3 separate regions of the Homo sapiens genome follow, and all the other regions are linked to region 2. A link is a loop called in an ENCODE intact Hi-C map of the cell type or tissue named here. Cell type or tissue: ascending aorta. All regions are shown on one strand.

Evidence for each region. A loop is a pair of places that touch in the nucleus more often than their neighbours do. Peaks named below come from ENCODE experiments on the same cell type or tissue, not always from the same donor. Only the 100,000 strongest peaks of a DNase experiment are listed, where the experiment ranks them.
Region 1: a loop joins it to region 2, with 2.9 times the contacts of the local background. A loop is called at or near these places in 3 of 110 quality-filtered maps.
Region 3: it touches region 2 in a loop (2.0-fold over the local background); 10 of 110 quality-filtered maps call a loop at or near these places.

Annotation. Positions count from the first base shown.
Region 1 is chr4:26,031,768-26,034,267 of GRCh38, forward strand. No RefSeq gene overlaps it. Among named protein-coding and RNA genes, the nearest start is that of LINC02357, 38 kb to the right of the region's middle. In ascending aorta, no CTCF peak of the experiment used is centred here; DNase peaks (open chromatin) are centred at 564, 1,044 and 1,314; H3K27ac peaks cover 1,797 bases.
Region 2 is chr4:26,092,577-26,095,076 of GRCh38, forward strand. The region is part of intron 2 of LINC02357 (long intergenic non-protein coding RNA 2357); the gene reads left to right. Among named protein-coding and RNA genes, the nearest start is that of LINC02357, 23 kb to the left of the region's middle. In ascending aorta, no CTCF peak of the experiment used is centred here; a DNase peak (open chromatin) is centred at 1,285; H3K27ac peaks cover 1,663 bases.
Region 3 is chr4:26,203,655-26,206,154 of GRCh38, forward strand. All of the region lies in intron 2 of LOC124900690 (a long non-coding RNA gene), which reads right to left. It also overlaps a transcript of RBPJ not described here. Among named protein-coding and RNA genes, the nearest start is that of RBPJ, 120 kb to the right of the region's middle. RefSeq lists enhancers at 872-961, 945-1,446. In ascending aorta, no CTCF peak of the experiment used is centred here; a DNase peak (open chromatin) is centred at 1,397; H3K27ac peaks cover 1,174 bases.

The sequences.
Region 1 (2,500 bases), 61 kb before region 2:
TAAATCCAGGCTCAGGCACCCACCTGCTAGGTGACCTTGCACACTCTTACCTGCTCTGAGTTAAATGGAAAATAGGATTGTTCACCCACTCAGTAAGCATTTACTCAGTCCTGCTAAGTACACACATCGCGTTGGTTATCAGAGGATATTGAGTAAATAAGACGTGTCCCCTCTCTGTAGCAGGCCAGAGTTCCTCAGAAGGAGATAAACCTATATCACAAGTAAGTGTCATAACATGCAGAAGTACTAGATGGGAGAATGTTCCTGATACAGTGGGGCCCAAAGGAGGGAGAGACTAAATGGATAAACAGATTATAGGGACTGATCTCACTGGGAAGGTGACAGGGAAGGTTTCCCTGGAGAAGGGAGACCAGGAGGGAATACTCCTGGAACTTGTAGGTGGACGGGGAGACGCAAACCATGCCAGGTCTATTCCTGTCATCGTGAGTCTTCTTTGACCCACCTTGGTGAGGCCTAGGAATCTTGGATCCTGAATGCATTTCCAGAGAGGTGGTCACAGCTGACATCAGTCCTGTGGCTTGGCCTCTGAATCTGTTGATTCCATTCTCAAACCTCAGTTCCTTTCCTCGTTGCAGATGAGTCGCCTCCAGTGCCCGAAGCAGCCTCCTCACCCTCTGTGTATCAAGACTGACCTGTGCCCCAGCTAATCTCTTGGGGAAGAGCAGTGCCTGATATAAGGCAATTATTACCATAAGAAGTGACCCCTCCCCTAACTGCCCCCTTTACTGGGTCCAGGGGAGAAGTCTTCTGCACAGAACCCACAAGAGTTTCTACCAAGGGACCATCTGAAAAACAACTCTAGCCAAAGGAAGCTGTTCAAACACCATCCATTTTGACACTTGGCTGGATTAGCAAGCACCTCTTCCCTCAGAGAGTGGGAAAATTTCCAGAATTAGTCTGCCGGCAGAAAGGGAGGTTGAGCAAACAGGCATATTGTTTTTTCATAGCTGTCTCTCTTGCTAATGTTTGGTCAGCCAGCCGTGCATTTTTGCAGTGTTACATAGGCTTACGCTCAGCCTTCATCAGAGAACAATTAGGACGAGTGTGGGGGAGGCCACAGGGTCAGGGATGACAGATGGGCCTCCACTTAAGCAGGTTAGAAGTTCAGTTGCTCAGGAGGAAGAAGACCCATCTTTGTCTGGGGAGCACAGGGTTGGGTAGAAAGGGGAAGAATGGAAATAAGGCAGAAGGCCTCTCTTTTCTGAAATATCCCTTAGGGATAAGTCCCTATATCTTAAGCAGTTGTTTTAGTTTTCCCTGAAGAAGCATCAGCGGCCCTGGCTGAATCAAGAAGCCAGAGGCCTGGTGCCATTCTAAAATAGCAGCATTGCTATGCTTTCCAACTGAGGGATTACTCCTTGGTGAGCCAGAGAGCTTTGGAACATCGTTTGGAAGCAAAACCACATTTTTTTCAAAAAGAATTTTTTTTAAAGGAAATTTTACATGCAGTGAAGTCAAGGCTTAACTCTTGAGAGGAAGCAGTACAGGGACAGTCATTGGGTCTTTGCTGATGGAACGCTTGCTCTGAGTGGAGGGTGAGTTTTTCTTTGGTGAAAGGTCAGTTGAGGTGCCTATGAGAGGGGAGGGGCAGAGGGTACTGTTTTTTAGAAGGGTTGGTTAGGAGGAGGAAAGTACTGGTAGTTGGTAGAAAAGTACAGAAAGTAGAAAGAGAATTCTGTGAGTTAGCCTTTGCAGCATAACAAACTGCCTCGAAACTATGTGGCTGAAAACAACCATTTTATTTGCTCAGGGTTCTGTGGGTCAGGGATTGGGTTTGGGCTCAGTTAGGTGGTTCTTCTGCTCATCTCACCTGGGGGTCATTCTTCTGGCTGCAGTCATTTGACAGCTCAAAATGGGGTTGGATAGTCTAAGTTAGCCTTACTTCTCTAGCAACAGATGCTGGCTGTTAGCTGGGCCATGTGTCTCCAGAGACCAGCCTTGGCTTCTTCACATGGTGTCTGGGTTCTAAAAGCAGCAAGAGAGAGGAAAAGGCTGACCTCACAATGGTTTTTCAAGTCTTGTCTCTTGTCCTGCACCCTCAGGTAAAGGCCACACTTTGTCCCATTCCCCTGATGCACAGCACATGGGATATTTACTGTCCTATTAGCAAAAGCAAGTCGTACAAGCTCCAAGTCAATGTGGGTGGGGACTGGACAAGAGTATGGATACAGGAGGAAGCCCTGGCTCCATTGGAAGCCATCACTGTAACTGCCAACCCACAAGGGAAGTACATCTTAAATGGACTTGGACACCCTAAGCTCAGTGGGATGCAAACCATGTGAATCAGAGTTATGAGCTAAAGTTGAGGAAAAAAGACCAGAGAATCATCTTGTTGAGTTTTGGAACAAGCCAGCTCTGTCCTGGGGATGCTGGGGTAGGGAGACACTGGGATTAGTAAGACTTGAATAACTCTAGTGAGAATCATTTTTAGCATCTCATAAAATTTATAAGTGTCCTCTTCTTCCACATTTACATTTAT
Region 2 (2,500 bases):
GTGTCAGATGGAACTTTAAAATCTGTCTTATGAGAACCAGCAGCTTCCACAGACTCCTTCCTTTTGGAACACAGCCCTCATCTGTAAGGAATCTCAAGCAGCCATGAGGAGAGTAGTATATAGAAGAATAATGGCTGCCTGTGGTGGCTTATACCTATAATCCCCAGCACTTTGGAAGGCTGGGGTGGGCAGATAACTTCAGCCCAGGAGTTTAAGACCAACCTAGGCAACATGAGGAAAACTGTCTCTACAAAAAATACAAAAATTAGCCAGGCATGGTGGCGTGTACCTGTAGTCTCACCAGCTACTTAGGAGGCTGAGGTGGGAGGATTGCTTGAGCAGAGAGGTCGAGGCTGCAGCGAGCCAAGATCACACCACTGCACTCCAGCCTAGGTGACAAAGTGAGACCCTGTCAAAAAACAAAGAAAAAAGAAAAAGAATAGTAAGGTCCTCAGTTGTCTCAGTAAAGTGGCCAGCACCAATTTTCAGCTATATGAGTGAGGCTATTTTTGAGCAATCAACCCTGTTAGCACCTTAGCCAATACTGCACAAAGAATATTCACCCAGGTAACCCAAAAGATTGTGAAGATACTAATTTGTTACTGTTTGAAACCACTAAATTTCAGGTGGTCTGTTGTAGCAACATATAACCAAAACAGATGAAGATTAAAACATTGAGGTTGACTGAAATATCTCCAAGAAAGCAGTAAAATAATAAAACAAGAACAAGTCTGGGGTGAACAAGAATTTTAGGTGGTTAGGAGGTGACTGCAAAAGGAGACAGAGAAGAAATGTTCAAGGAAATAGGAAGAGAGCAAGAAGCAACCTCATAGGTAGCCAGGGAGGACCTCTGCAAGGTGGAGGAAAGACCAACAGTAGCACATGCAGCAGAGAGTTCTAGAAAAAAAAAAAGGAAAGGTATGGAAATCTGCCATCATCTCTGGTAATTAAAACCGTCGATGACCTTTGCCAAAGCAGCTTTATCAAAGTGGTGAAAAAAAGAAGCCAATTTACAGGGGGTTAAAGAGATGTCTAGCCAGGAAATTTTACTTAGTCATAGACGGTGAAAACAAGAGGAAACAACAGGTACAGACATCTCTTGTAACCAAGTGTCTAAAAAAGGAAATAGAAGTAATAGGACATTTGGTAACTGGGAGCATGAGATCAAGAGGAATGTTCCATTACCACATTTGTGCTTTTTAGTTAAGCTCTAGATGGGCTTGGCTTTTTACAAATGACCGTCTTTGGGCTGATGTGTGGCACCAGCTATTATTCAGTCCACATGATTCTGCTGGAACGCTGGGTGAAATCAAGTTTTTGTGATGAGTGGCATCTTGTGGTGCAAGGGGCACTGTATTGGGTTTTCTGAGGCTTAGTTTGCCACCAGCTAGCTACAGCAAGTCAGTTTACTTCCAGATCTCGCTCTTCCTCCATTTGGTAAATGGACAGCATTGGAAGACCTTGAAGGGCTTTCCAAAGTTAACATTCTATAAAAATGATTTCATCCTCAAAAATTTCTACATTTGATTATTATGCTTTGTTATTGTTTCCCAGAAATCCAGAGTATAAATATGGTCTAAATCACCCAATTTATCAAGTGAAATACTTGCGGCTTAATGCCTTTGCCTAAATAAATGCAATACTCTAGTTTCTAGCCCATATACTTGACAAAATGCCAGGTCCCTCCTGAGCTGCTCAGGCTTATCCAGAGCAGGTCATTCTGGGTCCCACGGTTGATGAGCTAAGACCTTCCCTTTGATCATCACATCTAGAGCTAAGAGGTCTGTGGGCATGCCCAGGGACAAACCAGGCCACCAAGCAAAAGGCCAAGGGTGGTAGGATGGGAGTGGTGGTTACCTAGGACAGCTTATTTCCTAAACAGATAGATGTTCCTCAGTTTATGTGGGTGGGGGAGACATGTCTGTGACTTAATGTGTTTCATAGACAGGAACACATGCCAAGACCTTCAATATCCCTCCTTCCCAAGGGTCAACATTTTCAAGCATTTTTTTTTCACACTTAATGGTTACTAGAGGATATTATTTCTGTGCCAGTTTCTTTTAAAAAATTTTTAAATAAATTTATGGGGTACAAGTGTCATTTTGTTACAAGGATCTATTGCATAATGGTGAAGTCAGAGGTTGTAATGTATCCATCACCCAAATAACATACATTGTATCCATTGAGTGATTTCTCATCATTCACCCCCAGCACCCCCAGCCTTTCAAGTCTCCATCGTCTGTCAGTCCACACTGTATGTCCATGTGTACACATTATTAACCCCCACTTATAAGTGAAGACATGCAATATTTGTCTTTCTGTTTCTGAGTTGCTTCACTTAAGATAATGGCCTCCAATTCCACCCATCTTGCTGCAAAAGACATGCTTTCAGTCTTTTATTTGGCTGAATAGTATTCCACTGTGTATGTAACACATTTTCTCTATCCAGTCCTCCATTTATGAATACTTAGGTTGATTCCATATCTTTGCTATTGTGAAT
Region 3 (2,500 bases), 110 kb after region 2:
GCTACCTGTGGGGTCCACCACATAAAGGCATTAGCTGCCAGCAGACCCACCATACCCCCAACATGCTTTCATCTCAACAAAGTGAGGAGGTGATCAGCAGCAATGGGGCCACGGAGGTTGGCCTTTAAGTAATTGCTTCATTGCCTCACTCTACCTGAGTACATCCATCAGATCAACCGGACCAGAATTTATTGTGCCTGACAGTTAGGAACCTGAGGTTCTGGTCCTGATGCTACCTCTGTCCTGCTGCATGGTCTCAGCTATGTTGTTTAAACTCACTGGGCCTTAAAATGAAGCCAGATGATCAAGTGACCAGGGTCTCACTCTCCCACGGGGCTGGAGTGTAGTGGTGTGATCACAGCTCACTGCAGCTTCAACCTCCCAGGCTCAAGCTATCCTCCCGCCTCAGCCTCCCGAGTAGCTGGGACCACAGGTGCGTGCCACCATGCCTGACTAATTTTTGTATTTTTTGTAGGGATGGGGGGGTCTCACCATGTTGCCTAAGCTGGTCTTAAACTCCTGGGCTCAAGTGATCCTTCCGCCTTGGCCTCCCAAAACACTGGGATTACAGGTGTGAGCCACCATGCCTGGCTGAAGTCAGTGATTTTTTTTCTTTAATGTGAAAGAAATAGAGTACATAGTTTTTGCACTCAAAAAATGCTGAATCTAGCAGAGGAAGTTGTCCCCACACCAATGAAAGAGGTGTCGCCTTTGAAGACAGGACATACTGAGTCTGCTCAGTAAAGGCTGTCAGAGTTCAGGAAATGATTTGCAGAGGAAGGCGCCTTACTGGTCCTTGGGGACGGGTCTATGCAGCCCAAGCATCTGTGCAGTTACACAATGTGCTTATGAGCGTGGGTGGCCCTTCTAGCCATCCGCTGGGGATGGGACTACTCGTGGGTAGCCTGGTAGATGTGGCCATGCAGAGGGGTAGCACATTGAGATGAGATGACCTGGGTGAAGCTCACTGTTGTGTCCAAGTTGGAAGTGACACAGCTCAGCAGTGGGACACACGAGGGGAATCCCAACACCACCAGCTATGAGATGTCTGGCCTCAGTTTTCTTAGCATGAACATAGCACTGCTCTCGTAAAATGGTTATGAGGGTTCAGTAAAATACAGCATACAAAGTGCTTAGCATAAAGCATGGTAGACAGTAAGTGCTCAATAAAGGTTAACAGTAGCCTTGTTTTATTACTGTTAGTGTGTGCCCTGGAGCATTCTTTCTGAGTTGGGCTAAATATAGTCTCACCCCCTGCACTCATTTCACTGGAGACACCGGTCAGAAAACTGTGAGAATCTGGCAAGTGTGGAGTTGGCCACCTTTCCAAAGGGATGTGCCAAGGTCCTGGCCTCGGCGCCAGGGGCCACGTGGCTGGAAGGAGCTGCCTCTGGGAGCAGAGTTACGACTGCAGGATGGGGGAGGGGCTCAGTTAAGGGCCCAGGGCTCCCGCTGGCCACCAGGAGCACAGGAAGAGGGCCAGCCAACAGGTTCTCAGAACAGGCATGCAGTGACAGCTCTTGGCTGTCTTTCTCAAGCAGTGGCAGGTGTGCACTTATCTTTAGCAAGGAGAAGAGATGTGGGAGCAGCTCCGGCCCTGTGCCATCTTTCACTGCCAGCTGCCAGTGTGGAGTATAGGACATTGCCTCACCCTCTGCACAGTGTAGAAGAACCCAACACAGACCATGGAGGGCCCATGAGGCTGGATTAGCAGCTGCAATTCTGGAGTCAGGCTCCTGGGTTGACTATGTGGGATTCCTTTTTAGCTTTTCTTATTGCCCTCTCCTTGCCCCACCGCACAGTCCTACATTGCTGCAGTTGTCAAACTTTCAAATGGGAGCTGGGCGGCATGGCATGAGCCTGTAATCCTAGCTACTTGGCAGGTGGGGATTCCAGACCAGCCTGGGCAACATAGAGAGACACCATCTAAAAAAAATTTTTTTTGTTTTGTTTTTGGAGATAGAGTCTTACTCTATTGCCCAGGCTGGAGTGCAGCGGTACAGTCTCAGCTCACTGTAACCTCCACCTCCCAGGTTAAAGCAATTCTCCTGCCTCAGCCTCCTGAGTAGCTGGGATTATAGGCATGCACTACCACTCCTGGCTAATTTTTGTATTTTTAGTAGAGACAGGGTTTCACCATGTTGGCCAGGCTGGTTTCAAACTCCTGACCTCAAGTGATCTGCTCACTTCATCCTCCCAAAATGCTGGGATTACAGACATGAGCCGCCACACCCAGCCTAAAAAAATTTTTTAAGAAAAAAAAAACTTCTAAATGAAACTCAAGTTACAAAGAATAAGTAATCCATTCAGTCTGTTGAGTTGAGTAAATATGATATATGCGTATTTTTTTTATAAATTACACATAGATGAACATGTGGCATATAGTCTTATACCTAAAATAAGTGGATAATATGGTAGTCTACGTGAAAACACTAAAAGCTTTACTACCTCTCTTCTAGAAAATCCCAACTGCCACTACTGCCTCCCACTTCTCCCCAAA